3 separate regions of the Homo sapiens genome follow, and regions 2 and 3 are each linked to region 1. Evidence: read pairs that join two places in POLR2A ChIA-PET (ENCODE). Cell type or tissue: OCI-LY7. All regions are shown on one strand. Each heading gives the region's core, and the rest is flanking DNA. Links, peaks and the distances in the headings are about the cores only.

Region 1 (5,045 bases), core at 901-3,400:
AAGTGAGAAGTACTTAGTTAACATAATACAAAGCTGTTATGAACCTTGCTTCTGTAGCTGATCATAAGGCTTAGGTTAGTAATCACAGCTTCCTTCTAAAATTCATTTCTTAGGCCAGGTGTGGTGGCTCATGCCTGTAATCCCAGCACTTTGGGAGGCTAAGGGGAGCAGCTCACTTGAGCCCAGGAGTTTAACATGAGACTGGGCAAAATGGCGAGATTCTGACTCTACACAAAATACAAAAAATTAGCCAGGCATAGTGGTGTATGCCTGTACTCCCAACTATTGGGGAGGCTGAGGTAGGAGAATCACCTGAGCCCGGGAGGTTGAGACTGCAGTGAGCCATGATCATGCCACTACACCCCAGCCTGGGCACCAGCCTGGGCAATGAAATGAGACCCTATCTCAAAAATAAATGAATAAATAAAAATAAAATTCATTTCTTGTTATCCTGACTTCTGTCAGCATGTTGGCTGAATTCTTTACATGGTAGTATAAAATATGCCTTTATTCCTGTGGGATCTGTGTCCTTGTGATCTTTTCTTTATCTCATTGTCACAATTTTTAATTGACCATGGCTTGTGGGCAAAAAACATTTAGAGACTTCTCTGGATTAGTAATGTTTGTTTGTTTGTTTGTTTTTTGTTTTCTTTAACCTCCACTGTACAGCAGACACCAAACTACCTCCTAGAAACTGGAAGCAATCACTCCAAGTAGAGGGACACTTTTCCCTGCATATTGGTTCAGTGGCATGAAAAGACTAAAATGGCCAGAAGCAGTTTTCAGGTTTCAATTGATTTGAAAGGTGACAATGCTCTCTAGTGGAAATATTTATCCACTGGGCACAAAGACACCCATTCCCTCAGAGCTCGATCAAGGTCACAGGGATAGGATACAAAATTGTCTGAATGGATCACTGAGGAATAATGAGAAGTGCCACTCACACCTCTACTTCTTGAGTCCCAGACATGTGCATTCTAGATATGGAGAGATGGCTCTACATATTGGCCACTGTTTTAATACTTATTAATACTATCACATTGGCAATTAACTATCAACATAAGAATTTTGGGGAACACATTCAGACCACAGCAGTTTCTAAGAGGAGGTAGAAATCCAATGTATCAAATAGTGTTGAGAAATCATATAAGTTGAGGACTAACATAGCCATTTCAACTAGTGAAATGTAAAAGATCAGTTTAAGTGGAGTGTTGAAGAAGAAAGCAAGATGAAGGAGTGTAATAAAGAAATGAGATGAAAGAAGATTTGGGTTTGATGACACTTCAAGGAAATATGGCTATAAACTGAAAGACAGTACTATCAATAGCAGAAAGGAAAAGTGAAAGCAAGAGAACAATTCTTTCAGATGAAAGAAATAAAAGCAGCTTTGAATGCTGATGCGAAAGATCCTATAGAGATCAAATAGAATTTTATTTAATAATACAGGAGAAAGAGGAAAATATTGCTGGAACTATGCCCTTGAAAGAAAGAGGGCTTTTAATTATTTCTTACAGAAAATTTAGAAATTCAGAAGTAGAAGAGTGCATGGCATTGGTAAAGGTAGAACTGGTAGGTTCAACTGTGCCAGCCTGTCTCTTATTCTTCCCAGAATCACTGTAGTGAATGTGTCAGATGAAATCTTCAAAATGGCCTTCCAAAATAAGCACAAGGAAAGAGGCCTTTTTCTAGGCCTATGACATCAAAGATACAGCTTTTCCCTCTTTTTATGGAGAAGCACATGCAGATCAACCCAATTTCCAAAAACATCCCAGCAGAAAATGCTGAAAAGCACTTTCATTCACAGCAGCTTTCTAAATGGGGTTGGGGAAGGCCCTAAGCAAAGGAAAAGGAAAGATCTAACTCAAAGAGACTTGAGACAGAGGCAGCTTGCATTTCCTTCTTACTGGCTGCATTTTCTTTGATGGAGCTCATGTCTTTGAGACTGAGAAAGCCCTTAGGTCACTTCCCTGATCAAACAAATTAATGTTAGGGCTGGGTGCGGTGGCTCATGCCTGTAATCCCAGCACTTTGGGTGGCGGAGGTGGGCGGATCATAAGGTCAGGAGATCGAGATCATCCTGTCTGAAACAGTGAAAACCCGTCTCTACTAAAAATACAAAAAATTAGCCAGTCGTGGTGTCACGCGCCTGTAGTCCCAGCTGCTCAAGAGGCTGAGGCAGGAGAATCACTTGAACCCAGGAGGCGGAGGTTGCAGTGAGCCAAGATCGCACCACTGCCCTCCAGCCTGGGCGACAGAGCGAGACTCCATCTCAAAAAATAAAATAAAATAAAATAATAATAATAATAATAATAATAATAATAATAATAACAATGATGCTAGGAAACAGGTAATTCTTCATTCAGTAAACCTATTAGTAATTAGAATACTTTTGTGTAATCCAGACAGAGGAAAGGAGATAAAGAAAATTTTAGGAAATTAAGCACATTATTTTGGCTCTGCTGAGAAGCTTTATTATGGATAGCTGCAGGGGTAATTTTGAACTCCCTTCATTTTTAAATTTATTATTATTATTTTAGAGGGAGGATCTTGCTCTGTAGCCCAGGCTGCAGTGCAGAGGCACAATCATAGCTCACTGCAACCTCAAACTCCTGGATTCAAGTGATCCTCCTGCCTCAGCCTCCCTTGTAATGGGGACTACAGGCATGCACCTCTGTGCCTGGTTAAATTTTTTTATTTTTTTTGTAGAGACAGGGTCTCACTATGTTGCCCAAACTTGATTCAAATTCATGGCCTCAAGCAATACTCCTGTCTTGACCTCCCAACCTTTCTTTAAATTATTACCAATCTTTTCCCATCAAAGGTCAAAAGGCAAGCCTGCTGAACTAGGCCAGATGCTGCTGGGAGAAGTTGCTTTCATAGAGCTTTGGATGGTAGTCTCTGCCCACCCATTCATTCATTCTGCAGCCAAACTATATTGATAAAGAACCTACCAAATGGGGAGCCCTAGTGATAGATTATTGAACAAAATAGATATTCCTCGTCTTGGGGCATATGGAGCGGGAGGATGGAGGCTGACATTAATCAAATAACTCTGGTATTATACATTACAAACTGATATAAGAGCACTAAAGGAAAAGTGAAAAAGAATCAAGTGGCCGGGCATGATGGCTCACGCCTGTAATCCCAGCACTTTGGGAGCCCGAGGCGGGTGGATCACTTGAAGTCAGGAGTTATAGATCAGCCTGGCCAACATGGTGAAACCCCCTCTCTAATAAAAATACAAAAATTAGCCCTGCGTAGTAGCTTACGCCTGTAATCCCAGCTACTCGGGAGGCTGAGGCAGGAGAATCGCTTGAACCCGGGAGGTGGAGGTTGCAATGAGTCGAGATTGTGTCATTGCCCTCCAGCCTGGGCAACAGAGCGAGACTCTGAGAAAAAAAAAAAGAAGAAGAAAGAGAAAGAAAGAAAGAAAAGGAAGGAAGGAAGAAAGAGAATGAGAGAGAGAGAAAGAAAGAAGGAAGGAAAGAAGAAAAGAAAAGAAAGAGAGAGGGAAGGAGGGAGGGAGAGAGGAAGGAAGGAAGGAGGGAAAGAAGGGAGGGAAGGAAAAAAAAAAAACCAAGGAACCATGTGTTGCGTGGAGACGGGAGGTCAAGAAAAGCTTCCTTGATTTGAAAAGCTTTCTTGAGTTGAAGCTGAAGCATTAAACAAATTTAACCAGGTAAAGAGAAGAGGCCGGGCGCGGTGGCTCACTCCTGTAATCCTAGCGCTTTGGGAAGCCGAGAGGGGCGGATCAGTTGAGTTCAGGAGTTTAAGACCAGAATGATTTTACAGAAAGAAAATCATTTGGTATCAAGGGGAAAACACGACCAGGACCTTGACTCTAGAGGCTACGTTCCTAAAACAGCAAGCGGGGCAGGAGGGAAGTCCCACGGAGCTTTGGAGCCACAGGAGAGGCACTTTTATCTCCCTCTTCTGGCAAACTAGGTATGAAAGGGAGAAAGAAATTTCACTCTGAGGTGCGAGCGCCGCCGGACATTTCCTGACGGCTCAGGTGGGCAGGCTGAGTGCGCGAGCGCCTCACTGGCTTCTCATAGGTACCTGGGTCAGGACGAAGCCACATAGTTCCTCGTGATGAGAAACTCACTTCTGGCACCTGTCGAGATGCCAGATTCCATGCCAAGCCCCCGAAGATTCTGACTAGTTTGGCAAAAAATGGGATCTGGCAGGTCCACTTCAAAGCAGCGCCCTCTTCCTTTTGTTGCCAAAGATCTGAGGACCACACTGCTAAACTGAGCAAGAAACATGCGTGGGTTGGAGATAGAAGTGAGAATAATGAGTTTACAAGCACAGTATTACCAACCCCCAAAAACAACCACCACGCTGGGAAAATTCCATATAATGAAACTTAATGTGTTACCTTTGGCTTCTTTGCCATAAGCAAAATATTGGGGACGGGGAGTGGATAAGGAAGTAAACTGGGTAGGTGTGTAAATAAGGACGAAAGACTGCACCATTCTTTAGATGACAAAAACAGACGTTTCTGGGAAATAAGCAAAGGAAGAGCCCCACAAGCAGCGGCCTCTGGTGGCGTGCCGTGATCGTATAGTGGTTAGTACTCTGCGTTGTGGCCGCAGCAACCTCGGTTCGAATCCGAGTCACGGCAGTACCTTGATGTCGCCTCAATTTCTCAACGTACTGAGCAGTACCTTGACGTCGCCTCAATTTTTCAACATACTGGAGTGGAGACAGTCTCGGAAAAACCCTTGCAAAATTGAATTGACTTACGATCTAATCTGTACACAAAAAACACTAGTATTCATCATGGTGCCCCAACCAGTCAGCCAAGCAGAGAGTGTCTACGCTTGTTGCCTTGTCTTTTTTTTCCCCTCTCCAAAGATTCTCTTCCCAACCCTACCCAAGCCCTACAGTCTTGTTGGCATTGGCTGTATGTGAAGAAACTGAGGTAATTTTTTTTTAATGGAAAACTTTTACTTTCAAACACTGGTAGGCATGAGGAAAGGACTGTTCAAAAGGGGATCCAGGTTTGTTGTGGAGATCTTTCTTAAAACACAAAAGACAAATTA
Region 2 (5,045 bases), core at 836-3,335, 96 kb after region 1:
GCCACAGCATTCTCACCATTTTTCCTGCTCTGCCCTTGACTTCCAGGTGGAAATCAGAGTAATTCTGTTAGAGCATAAACCAGGACATGATCCTCCCTGGCTTAAGTCCCTCAGACATCTTCTGTATTGCTTCAGAAGTAAAGCAATTTTGACTGTATTTGACTTCAGAGTAAAGTCAAAGCTTTTACAGTCGCCATGGAGTCCAGTGGGTTTTGGCCTCTAGTTAACTCTGACCTATACTCTCTCACTTTCACTGGGCTCCAGCTACATTGAAGTCCTCACTGTCCTCCAGACTTACACGCACATTCCTGCCTTGAGCCTTTGAACTCATCCCTCTGCATGGCGTGGCCTTCCCCTAGATGTTTTTATGCCTCTCACCCCAGCCTCCTTCAGTGCATCTCACTCCTATTAACGACCGCCACCATTTTTCCAACTTTACTTCACCTGCTTTTTGTTTCTTTCATCTGCTTTATTCTTACAGAACTTAGCTTTTTCTTTCCTCATTGGTATCTCTGTCTGTGTCTGTAACAGTCTGTTTGCCTGTCTCATTTTCTCCGTCTCTGTATCTACATCTGTGCCTCTTTGTCTCCATCTCTGTCTCTCTGCATCTTAATCTTTTCTACAAGCGAAACGGTTTTCTAACTGCAACAGGATGGTACCAACTGCAAGCCATTCAGAAAGGTTAGGGAAGAAAGAAAGCCCTTGGGAGGAGAAAGAGGATGTTAGACATATCCAAACTTCACTCTCCATTTCTCTTTGTGTCTGTTCTCTCTCCCAATACCTTGCAACTCATCAGGTTAGGACCCCTCCTTCTCCTCTTAGTAGCCCTCCTTGAGTGCCCTCAACCCTTCCCTACATTTGTCAGGTTTTCATCTAAACTGACTTGGAAATTTTTCCTCTCCTACCTAAAACGAGAAGGGAAAGAGGGTGGTGGCTTTCTAGAAAGTGGACGAGGACAGGGTCTCCCTTGGCCTAGGCACACATGTTCTGGGAAGTGTATGTGGCTTGGAGAACACTTGGAAACACGTCATGAGAAAACGGCCCTGGTTTCTGGCCAGATTCACCCATTCATGTCTCTGGATCCGGGTTTCCCCCAGAATGGGGAAATCTTCAGGGATTCCCAGCGATGAGGACCGACCGAGTCCCCCCTTTGACCCTAGGCTGGCTGATGTGGTCTCTGCCCGCCTGGCACTTTCCCGCCTCTTTAACATCTCCTCCTCCAGCCCCTGGATCTGCTTCGGAGGCTCCTATGCCGGCTCCTTGGCCGCCTGGGCCCGGCTGAAGGTCCTGCGACTCCTCCGGGTGGGCTGGGGGGAGGGAACTCGGACTCCAGGGCCCCAGTCTCAGATAATAGGAATACCCTCCCACCACGCCCCTACCTTCCTCCCGCGCCCAAAGAATTTTGCACAAGCTGTCCTCACAAGAGCCCGAGATTACACAGCGAGTAAGTGACACAGAGGCAGAAAGATATGCGATTCCAACCCCTCAGCCCGCAGGCTGACGGCGTCTCCTCCCTTAGTTCCCCCATCTCATTTTCGCGTCGGTCGCCTCCTCCGCCCCGGTGCGGGCCGTGCTGGATTTCTCCGAGTATAATGACGTAAGGATGGCGGGCAGCAGGTGCGGGACGGGGAGGGGTCCCAGCGGGCGGAGTCCCTTGACACTTCCGGATACCTTCCTCTGCGGTCCGCCCACAGGTGGTATCCCGAAGCCTAATGAGCACCGCGATCGGCGGGTCCCTGGAGGTAGGAGGTGGGGCCTAGTCCGAGGGGGACTGGGAGGGAAAAGAGGCCTCGGATGCCAGGGAAGAGGAGGCCAGAGAAGGGCGAAACCTGCAACGTGGCGGGGTCTAAGGAAGGTCGGAGCTCGGGGGAATACGCAGGTTTTGGAAGAAGGCGGGAGCTGACGAAGAGGAGGGGCACCAGGAAAAGAGGCGCTCCCCAGAGAGGGCGGGGTTTGGGCAGGGACAATCCTATCCGGAGGTGAGGCTCAAGGTGGGGCGGGGCCACAATGGAGGACGGGGCCTGCAGGGAAGACCCGAGAAGGAGGGCTGCGAGGCAGGGGATTGGGGGCGGGGGCCTGGGGGCGGGGGCCTGGGCCAAGAGCTAGGTCTGCACCCTCTGAGTCCCGCTAGGGGAAAGTGGGGAACCCAAGGAGGACGCAGGTCCTGGGTAGGGAAAGCCGAGGCCCAGCCTAAGTCTTGGCGGACATCGCCTCTTGCTTCCCACAGTGCCGGGCGGCGGTGTCCGTCGCCTTCGCTGAAGTGGAGCGGCGGCTGCGCTCGGGTGGGGCGGCTCAAGCAGCATTGCGGACGGAGCTGAGCGCTTGCGGGCCCCTGGGCCGCGCTGAAAACCAGGCGGAGCTGTTGGGGGCGCTGCAGGCACTGGTGGGAGGTGTAGTGCAGTATGATGGGCAGACGGGAGCGCCGCTAAGCGTGCGACAGCTCTGCGGACTTCTCCTCGGGGGCGGGGGCAACCGCAGCCACTCCACGCCCTACTGCGGGCTTCGTCGGGCGGTGCAGGTGAGCACTCCCTGGCACAGCTGGGAGGAGTTAGCGGACAAAGATTCCTGCCCCACTTCCGTTGTGTGATCTTGGGCAAGCGAGAACCTTCTCTGAAACTTCGTTTTCTCATCTGTAAAATGGGGATAACACTTCACAGGGCCGATGGGAAGATGAAATGAGGCGGGTCATGTAGAGCAATCAGCTGGGAGCCTGGCACACAGTGTGCGAATGTTAGAGACTGCGATTATTACCTATTTTGCCTATCCTGTCCTGTTCTCTTTTGGGGGGCCTGCAGGAGTGCCTGGCACATGGCAAATTCTCACTTAGTATTTTTAGAATGAATGAAAAAATGTTATCTCTGGGGATAGGGTTCTCCTAGGTACCTGGGACTGCAGCCTCTAAATCCACAACTGCAATCCAGCTGTCGCTTTTCCAGCACTGTCTGGACCAAGTGCTGTATAAAGTGCTTCACATATATTATTTCATTAAGTTCTCAAGAGATAGGCACTATTATTATCGCCACTTACAGAAAAGGAAACTGAAGTCTGAAAGATTATCACTTGCCCAAGCTCTCACAGGTAATAAGGTCTCAGTCTTCTAGTGCATTGATCTCTAACTCACAAGGACCCAGGCATCCACCCCCTCTGACCACTGACTCCCAGGAGAACTCAGGAACTCACCCTTCTATTTCTGACTTTTGACCTCTGGGGACATAGGCCTCTGCACCCTGGCTTGCTGGGAAGAGAGGAGGAATTTATGTCTTATGTATGTACATTGTTCCCTAGATTGTCTTGCACAGCCTGGGCCAGAAGTGTTTAAGCTTTTCCCGAGCAGAGACAGTGGCACAGCTGAGGAGCACAGAACCTCAACTGTCTGGTGTGGGTGACCGGCAGTGGTTGTATCAGACATGTACCGAGTTCGGCTTCTGTAAGTGACTGGCCTAACCCTAACTTTGTCCCCTCAAACAACCTTTTTACTATGCCCAGAGAAGTCATCTTACAGGTGGTCTGGACTCATTTCGACCCAGCTCTCAGGCACTGTGTAACCTGCAGATGTTGGGCTGGAGAAGGTGGAAGCCATACTAGTGTATGCATGTGCTTGGCCCTCACATGCCTCCTCACGCACACACTGAGGTCTCCACTTGAGTGATCTTCCCTTCAGCCTATTCTTTCTCTGTGTCCCCATTCCAGGGATGGCCCCCTTTCCCCATCCACCAGACTAGAAACTTGAGCCTTGTTTTAGTTGCTTCCTTCCCATTTTCTAGCTAGCCTGTCAATTACTGAGTCCTCCTCACTCTGCATGGACAACTCTGTAGTCCATCCCTTGTGCTTTCTATGCCTACCTCTGCTGTCCTGCTGGGAACCTCCATTCTTTCTTGCCGGGATCCCTTCCCAGCCGCTTCTCTGGTCTCATGGTTTTCACTTCCTCTGTACAATCCAACTTTTTCATAGCATCCACAGAGATCCTTGTAAATATAACCTTGTCCCTCCTGTACTCAAAACCACAGCTCCTCAAAGACCCCAGGGTAGTGTTGCCAGATACAATACAGGATGCCCAGTTAAATTTGAATTTCAGATATACAACAGATTTTTTTTTAGTATAAGCATGTCCCAAATACTACATATGGTAAATTAAATGTTCAAATTCCAGCTCCATTTTCTACTCGTAATCTTGGGCAAACTTGGGCAAGTGACTTACTTCTCTATGCCTGTTTCCACATCTATAAAATGGGAATACAAGCAATATTTCTCTCATAGGGTTGTTTCAAGGACTAAAGGAGGTAATATTTGTAGCATTCTAAGAATAATGCAGGTCTACAGTAAGTATTCCATAAACCTCTTGCTATTGTTATTATTATAAGGCTTTACATATTTTAACCCTCTTAATACATTAGTCTTCCTAACATCTTAGGAACTTTGTACATGCTGTTCACTTTGCTTGGATTATTCATCTTCAAGTCTCAATAGGGTGGCCTCCCTCAGGAAGCCATGATCCCTCAAGATAAGTCAGCCTTGCCACCTCCGACTTCGATAGCTCTGTGTTCTCCTTAGCATTTTACACAGCCTGTCATAATACATTTTTTATTGCCTGTCTTCCCCTCTGGACTGAGTCCTGTGACAGCAGAGCCTGGAGCTGTCTTGGTTGCCACCATGTGCCCAACATTGTACAACATTTATCTGAGCACCTGGTAGGTGGTCAACAAATAGGGAGGGAAGGGATGAATTAATCTGATGTTACAGAAGTTATCTTTACCCTGAAAGCACAGTGAGCTATGGGTTTTAAGCAGGGCAGACATAATACAATTTGAGCTCCGAGCATTCCAGACCTTTGCACGTGCTATTTCTTCTATTTACTATGCCTTCCTTCTCTATCTTTGTTTGGCTCAGTTCTACTAATTTCTCAAGGTCTTATCCTTTGCAGGATGCTTTCCCTGAGCCCATCATGTTTCCTCTGGGATCCCTGCCTTGTGGCCTTTTTCCATCACAGCCCTGATCACTGTGGGCTATCACTGTCAGGGGACTGTGTGAGTCTGTCTGCCAGGACT
Region 3 (5,045 bases), core at 836-3,335, 520 kb after region 1:
TAGATTTCTCTCGAATTGTATGATACGCATTTGTAGAAAATTTCTATTGAGTTGGATGATAAGCATTTATAGTAAACTATGAACTATAACTGTCTTTTCCTCCAAAACTGTGTATATGTGCATGTTTGTATGCACACAAGAAAAAAGGTTAATAAAGTAAAAATATCAATTAGTTATTCTCTAGAATAGTATCACATCATAATTATTATAGTTCTTTTCTGAAAGATTGTATATAAAAATAAGAATTATTCGAGTCGCCCAACAGAACATCTGTTTATATTTTTCTGCCAACTGGGACCCAAGCTAGGCTCCCGTGGGAGTCCTCCTTTTGACCTGCCCCTAGCGAGAGGAAGTACTGCCCACTCTCTGAGTGGGAGTCTTAGCTTTGTTGCTTTCTTGCTTTCTTTATGAGCAACTGTCTTAGGTTTTTTTTTTTTTTTTTGAAACGGAGTCTCTCGCTCTGTTGCCCAGGCTGGAGTGCAGTGGCGAGATCTCAGCTCACTGCAACCTCCACCTCCTGGGTTCAAGCAATTCCCCTGCCTCAGCCTCCGGAGTAGCTGGGACTACAGGCGCGTGCCACCTCGCCCAGCAAATTTTTTGTATTTTTAGTAGAGACGGGGTTTCACCATGTTAGCCAGGTTGGTCTCGATCTCCTGAACTCGTGATCCGCCCGCCTTGGCCTCCCAAAGTGCTGAGATTGCAGGCGTGAGCCACTGTGCCTGGCCTTTTGTAGGTCTTTTATCTTATTTCTTCTTCCATATGTTACTTCTGACAATCCTAAGATTATTAGAATCATTAGAATCCTCTCATGGGTGCCCATGTAGTTAATAAAAAAAACAAAATAGGTATGTGTCACTTTAATTATTTCTGATTTTAAAAATATCTTTTATTGATACTGAGGTAGTTTATGCTAATATTGGGCCTGATCCTTCATTAACATTTTCTAATTGAGTAATAAAATAAAATAAAATGTCATTGCCATATCCATGGTCATCTAGGTTTTCTCCTGTTATATTTTAGCTTAACAGTTTTGCATTTTATATTTAGAGCTATGATCCATTTTGAGTTAATATTTGTGAAGGGTGTGTCTGTGTCTAGGTTCACTGTTTTGCATGTGGAAGTTCAGTTGTTCAATTGTTTCCATTTGTTGAAAAGACTATCTTTGCTCTATTGTGTTGCCTTTGCTTCTTTGTCAAAGATTGACTACTTGACTACCATGTTTGTACAGGTCTATTTCTGGTCTCTCTAGATCTATTTGTCATTATTGTTTGTCATTGATCTATTTGTCTATTTTTTCACCACTCATTGTCTTTCTCCTTCAATTTCTCTTTTGCTGGTTCCTCCTGCTCTCCTCCATCCTTGTACCAGGATATCTCAGGGCTCAGTTTTTTTTTTTTTTTTTTTTTGACAGAATCTCACTCTGTCTGCCAGGCTGGAATGCACTGGCATGATCTCGGCTCACTGCAACCTCCATCTCCTGGGCTCAAGCAAGTATCCTGCCTCAGTCTCCCGAGTAGCTGGGATTACAGGAGTGTGCCACCACGCCCTGCTACTTTTTGTATTTTTAATAGAGATGGGGTTTTGCCATGTTGGCCAGGCTTGTCTTGAACTGCTGATCTCAGGTGATCCACCTGCCTCGGCCTCCCAAAGTGCTGGGATTACAGACATGAGCCACGACGCCTGGCCCACTTACGATCATTTTAAAAACACACTATATAACTTATTTATTTTGTATATTCTCTGTCTTCCCTATGAGAATGCAAACTCCATGAGGGCAAGATATTTGTTTCCTGTCAGATTACTAATACCTAGAAGAGATATGGGTGACATTCAATAAATATTTGTTGAAAATACATTAGAATACAGGTTTCATTATCCCATTTCACAGATTAGAAAATAAAATTCAGAGAGGTCACTGAGTTTCCCAAGGACACAACATAATAAACACTAAGACTGAAGCTCAGATATTCAGATTTCCTGCCTAGAGATCTTTCTAGTCTTCCAGGGAGACTTAGAGGAAGACAGTGTATTTGAGGAGGGCAAGGAGGCAAATTCGTCTGAAGTGTGGAAAGAGAAAGGACTCTAAGGGAAGTGGGATGGTTCTTGCTACCAAAACAAACAGCTTTCACCAAAAGAACCATGTATCTGACTAGAATTTCTTTTCTTTTCTTTTTTTTTTTTTGAGGCAGAGTCTCACCCTGTTGCCCAGGCTGGAGTGCAGTGGTGTGATCTCCGTTCATTTCAACATCTGCCTCTCGGGTTCAAGCAATTCTCCTGCCTCAGCCTCCTGAGTAGCTGGAATTGGCGCCACCAAGCCTGGCTAATTTGTTTTTGTATTTTTAGTAGAGACCAGGTTTTGCCATGTTGGCCAGGCTGATCTTGAACTCCTGACCTCAGGTGATCTGCCCAACTCAGCCTCTCAAAGTGCTGGGATTACAGGCATGAGCCACCGCGCCCGGCAGACTAGTATTTCTCTAATGCCCGCATCCAAGGGTAGCAATACATTTAATTTGCATTAGGGAATATTTCCTGGGCCATTGTTCATACCCATTCTCTTAAATGAAAAATGTCCTCCTTTTACTTTGAAATATGCACTTCCCATTTTCTCCAGGAAGTAGTACCAATTACAAGCATAATATTTGTACGAGTTATCTCTGGCAACTCTCCATATACTCAGAGTGTCTCTATATTGAGCTTTTTCTGCCTCTCCCTATATTGTAAAAATCATTTTCATATTATATGCTCAGTTTCACCCTCTTAATACCAGTGTCTTTTCATAGAACCTTCCTTTTTCCTGAAAACTGCAATAGTGAGGAATACTTTTTTTTTTGAGACAGAGTCTCACTCTGTTGTCTGAGCTGGAGTGCAGTGGCACAATCTAGGCTCACTGCAACCTCCGCCTCCTGGGTTCAAGCAATTCTCCTGCCTCAGCCTCCCAAGTAGCTGGGATCACAGGTGCCTGCCACTACGCCCAGTTAATTTTTTGTATTTTTAGTAGAGATGGGGTTTCATCATGTTGGCCTGGCTGGTCTCAAACTCCTGACCTCGTGATTTGTCCGCCTCAGCCTCCCAAAGTGCTGGGATTACAGGTATGAGCCACCTTGCCCGGCTGTGAGGAATACTTTGACCTCAGACACACATGGATAGAAATATTGGTTCCAAGTTCTATAACTTGTGTGAGCTTGAGGAAGTTATTTACATTATTTAACGTCCCTGCTCCTCAACTTCTGCATCTATAAGACAGGGAAATGATTGTAAGCAACAATTGCACCTACACCTTAGGCTTGCTTTGTTCGTTTACATATGAAAAATCATTAAATACTTGATTTAATGGCTGGTAATAAATTGTAGCTATTACTATTGTTCTAGTGATTTCTTTTTCATTATTAGTTTATAGGGAATTACAAAGATCAGAACTTTGGAGATTTGTTAAAAATATACCCACATCCAATAGTATATTAAGGAATGAGCAAGACTGTAAAGCCAGGAATATCTGTGTGTGAGCCATAACTCACATACTAGCTCCACACTTAGGCAAGACAGATGATCGCTGCAAGCCTCGGTGCTTCAACTTAAAATTAGGAAAATAATAGTTTACTCAGAGAATCAGGGTAAGGGTTCAGTCTTATATTCAAAGGTATTCATTGAGCGCAAGGCAGTATGGATTCATTGATGAGCAAGAACAGACACTGTTCCTGTCCAAATGCAGCTTATATTCTAGGGAGACAGACATCAATCTAGTTATTATGCTCATAAATGTAAAGGTGGCAAGGGAACAAAGTTCATGGTATTACGAGGAATACAGGACTTTCACTGATGTAGTTTAAGGAAGTCTTTCCTAAAGAAAAAATAGTTTCCCTGAGATACAGTCACGAGGTAAAGATAACTAACTAGGCAAAGCCAAGCGCAAAGCTTTTCAGCTAGAGGGAACCTCAGGTGAAAAGTCCAGTCATGAAAAAGAGACTGATTGCGTGGAGTTCATGGAGTATGAGGCATAGACTGCAGGAGACATCAAACCATGACTTGCAGATGAAGAAGCATTTTAAAAGTTAGACACGCACAGCATTTCAGGAAGTTATATATAAGGAGTGTTATAGAAGATAACACCTCTAAAATGTGTAGTATATATATCAGGGGTTTTTTTTGAGACAGAGTTTTGCTCTTGTTGCCTAGGCTGGAGTGCAATGGCGTGATCTCGGCTCACTGCGAACTCCTCCTCCCGGGTTCAAGCGGTTCTCCTGCCTCAGCCTCCCAAGTAGCTGGGATTGCAGGCGTGTGCCACCACGCCGAGATATTGTTTGTATTTTTAGTAGAGATGGGGTTTTGCCCTGCAGGCCAGGCTGGTCTCAAACTTCTGACCTCAGGTGATCAGCCTGCCTCGGCCTCCCAAAGTGCTAAGACTACAGGCGTGAGCAACCGCGCCAGGCTAATTTTTGTATTTTTAGTAGAGACAGGGTTTCGCCATGTTCGAACTTCTGACAGGTGATCTGCCCACCTCGGTCTCCCAAAGTGCTGGGATTACAGGCTTAAGTCACCGCGCCCGGCCCAGATTCTTAAAATGTTAGTTTCTGCCTCCTCTTTCCTTTACCTTGTCAAATTAACCAGGGTCTGAGGGCTGGGCGCGGTAGCTCGCGCCTTTAATACCAGCACTTTCGGAGGCTGAGGCGGGTGGATCACCTGAGGTCAGGATTTCGAGACCACCCTAACACGGTGAAGCCCCGTCTCTACTAAAAATTAGTCGGGCGTGGTGGCACATTCCTGTAATCCCAGCTACTTGGGAGGCTAAGGCAGAGAGAATCGCTTGAAACCGAGAGGCGGACCGAGAGGCGGAGCTTGCAATAAGCCAAGAACGTGCCATTGCAGTCCAGCATGGGCAACAAGAGTGAAATTACGACTCAAAAAATAAAACAACCAGAATCTGAGATCTGGTGTGAGTTAACCTCTAAGGAAGTCATTTAAATTTCTTTCAATAAGTTTGAAAGAATTCATGTATCAGCATGATCGTGAGAGTTCTCTTAGTGCACTGGGGGTAGGGGTTGGCGATC

Evidence for each region. ChIA-PET counts read pairs that join two places held together with the same protein. Peaks named below come from ENCODE experiments on the same cell type or tissue, not always from the same donor. Only the 100,000 strongest peaks of a DNase experiment are listed, where the experiment ranks them.
Region 2: POLR2A ChIA-PET joins it to region 1 with 6 read pairs; 10 of 35 experiments call an interaction of 5 or more read pairs at or near these places.
Region 3: POLR2A ChIA-PET joins it to region 1 with 5 read pairs; 11 of 35 experiments call an interaction of 5 or more read pairs at or near these places.

What each region holds. Positions count from the first base shown.
Region 1 is chr6:27,153,575-27,158,619 of GRCh38, forward strand. TRH-GTG1-5 (tRNA-His (anticodon GTG) 1-5) reads left to right here and starts at 4,553; the gene lies at 4,553-4,624. RefSeq lists a silencer at 4,664-4,713. In OCI-LY7, for the core only: no CTCF peak of the experiment used is centred there; a DNase peak (open chromatin) is centred at 1,957; H3K4me3 peaks cover 1,155 bases; H3K27ac peaks cover 2,069 bases.
Region 2 is chr6:27,249,523-27,254,567 of GRCh38, forward strand. PRSS16 (serine protease 16) reads left to right here. Exons shown (of 12, transcript NM_005865.4): 5 at 1,161-1,284; 6 at 1,520-1,597; 7 at 1,695-1,742; 8 at 2,228-2,518; 9 at 3,286-3,427. Among named protein-coding and RNA genes, the nearest start is that of PRSS16, 4.3 kb to the left of the region's middle. RefSeq lists enhancers at 1,230-1,279, 1,410-1,479, 1,620-1,989, 2,260-2,780, 2,370-2,539 and 1 more. In OCI-LY7, for the core only: CTCF peaks have their summits at 2,376 and 2,575; DNase peaks (open chromatin) are centred at 1,679, 1,979 and 2,399; H3K4me3 peaks cover 2,340 bases; H3K27ac peaks cover 802 bases.
Region 3 is chr6:27,674,710-27,679,754 of GRCh38, forward strand. No RefSeq gene overlaps it. Among named protein-coding and RNA genes, the nearest start is that of TRV-AAC4-1, 3.9 kb to the right of the region's middle. RefSeq lists an enhancer at 3,877-4,378. In OCI-LY7, for the core only: no CTCF peak of the experiment used is centred there; no DNase peak of the experiment used is centred there.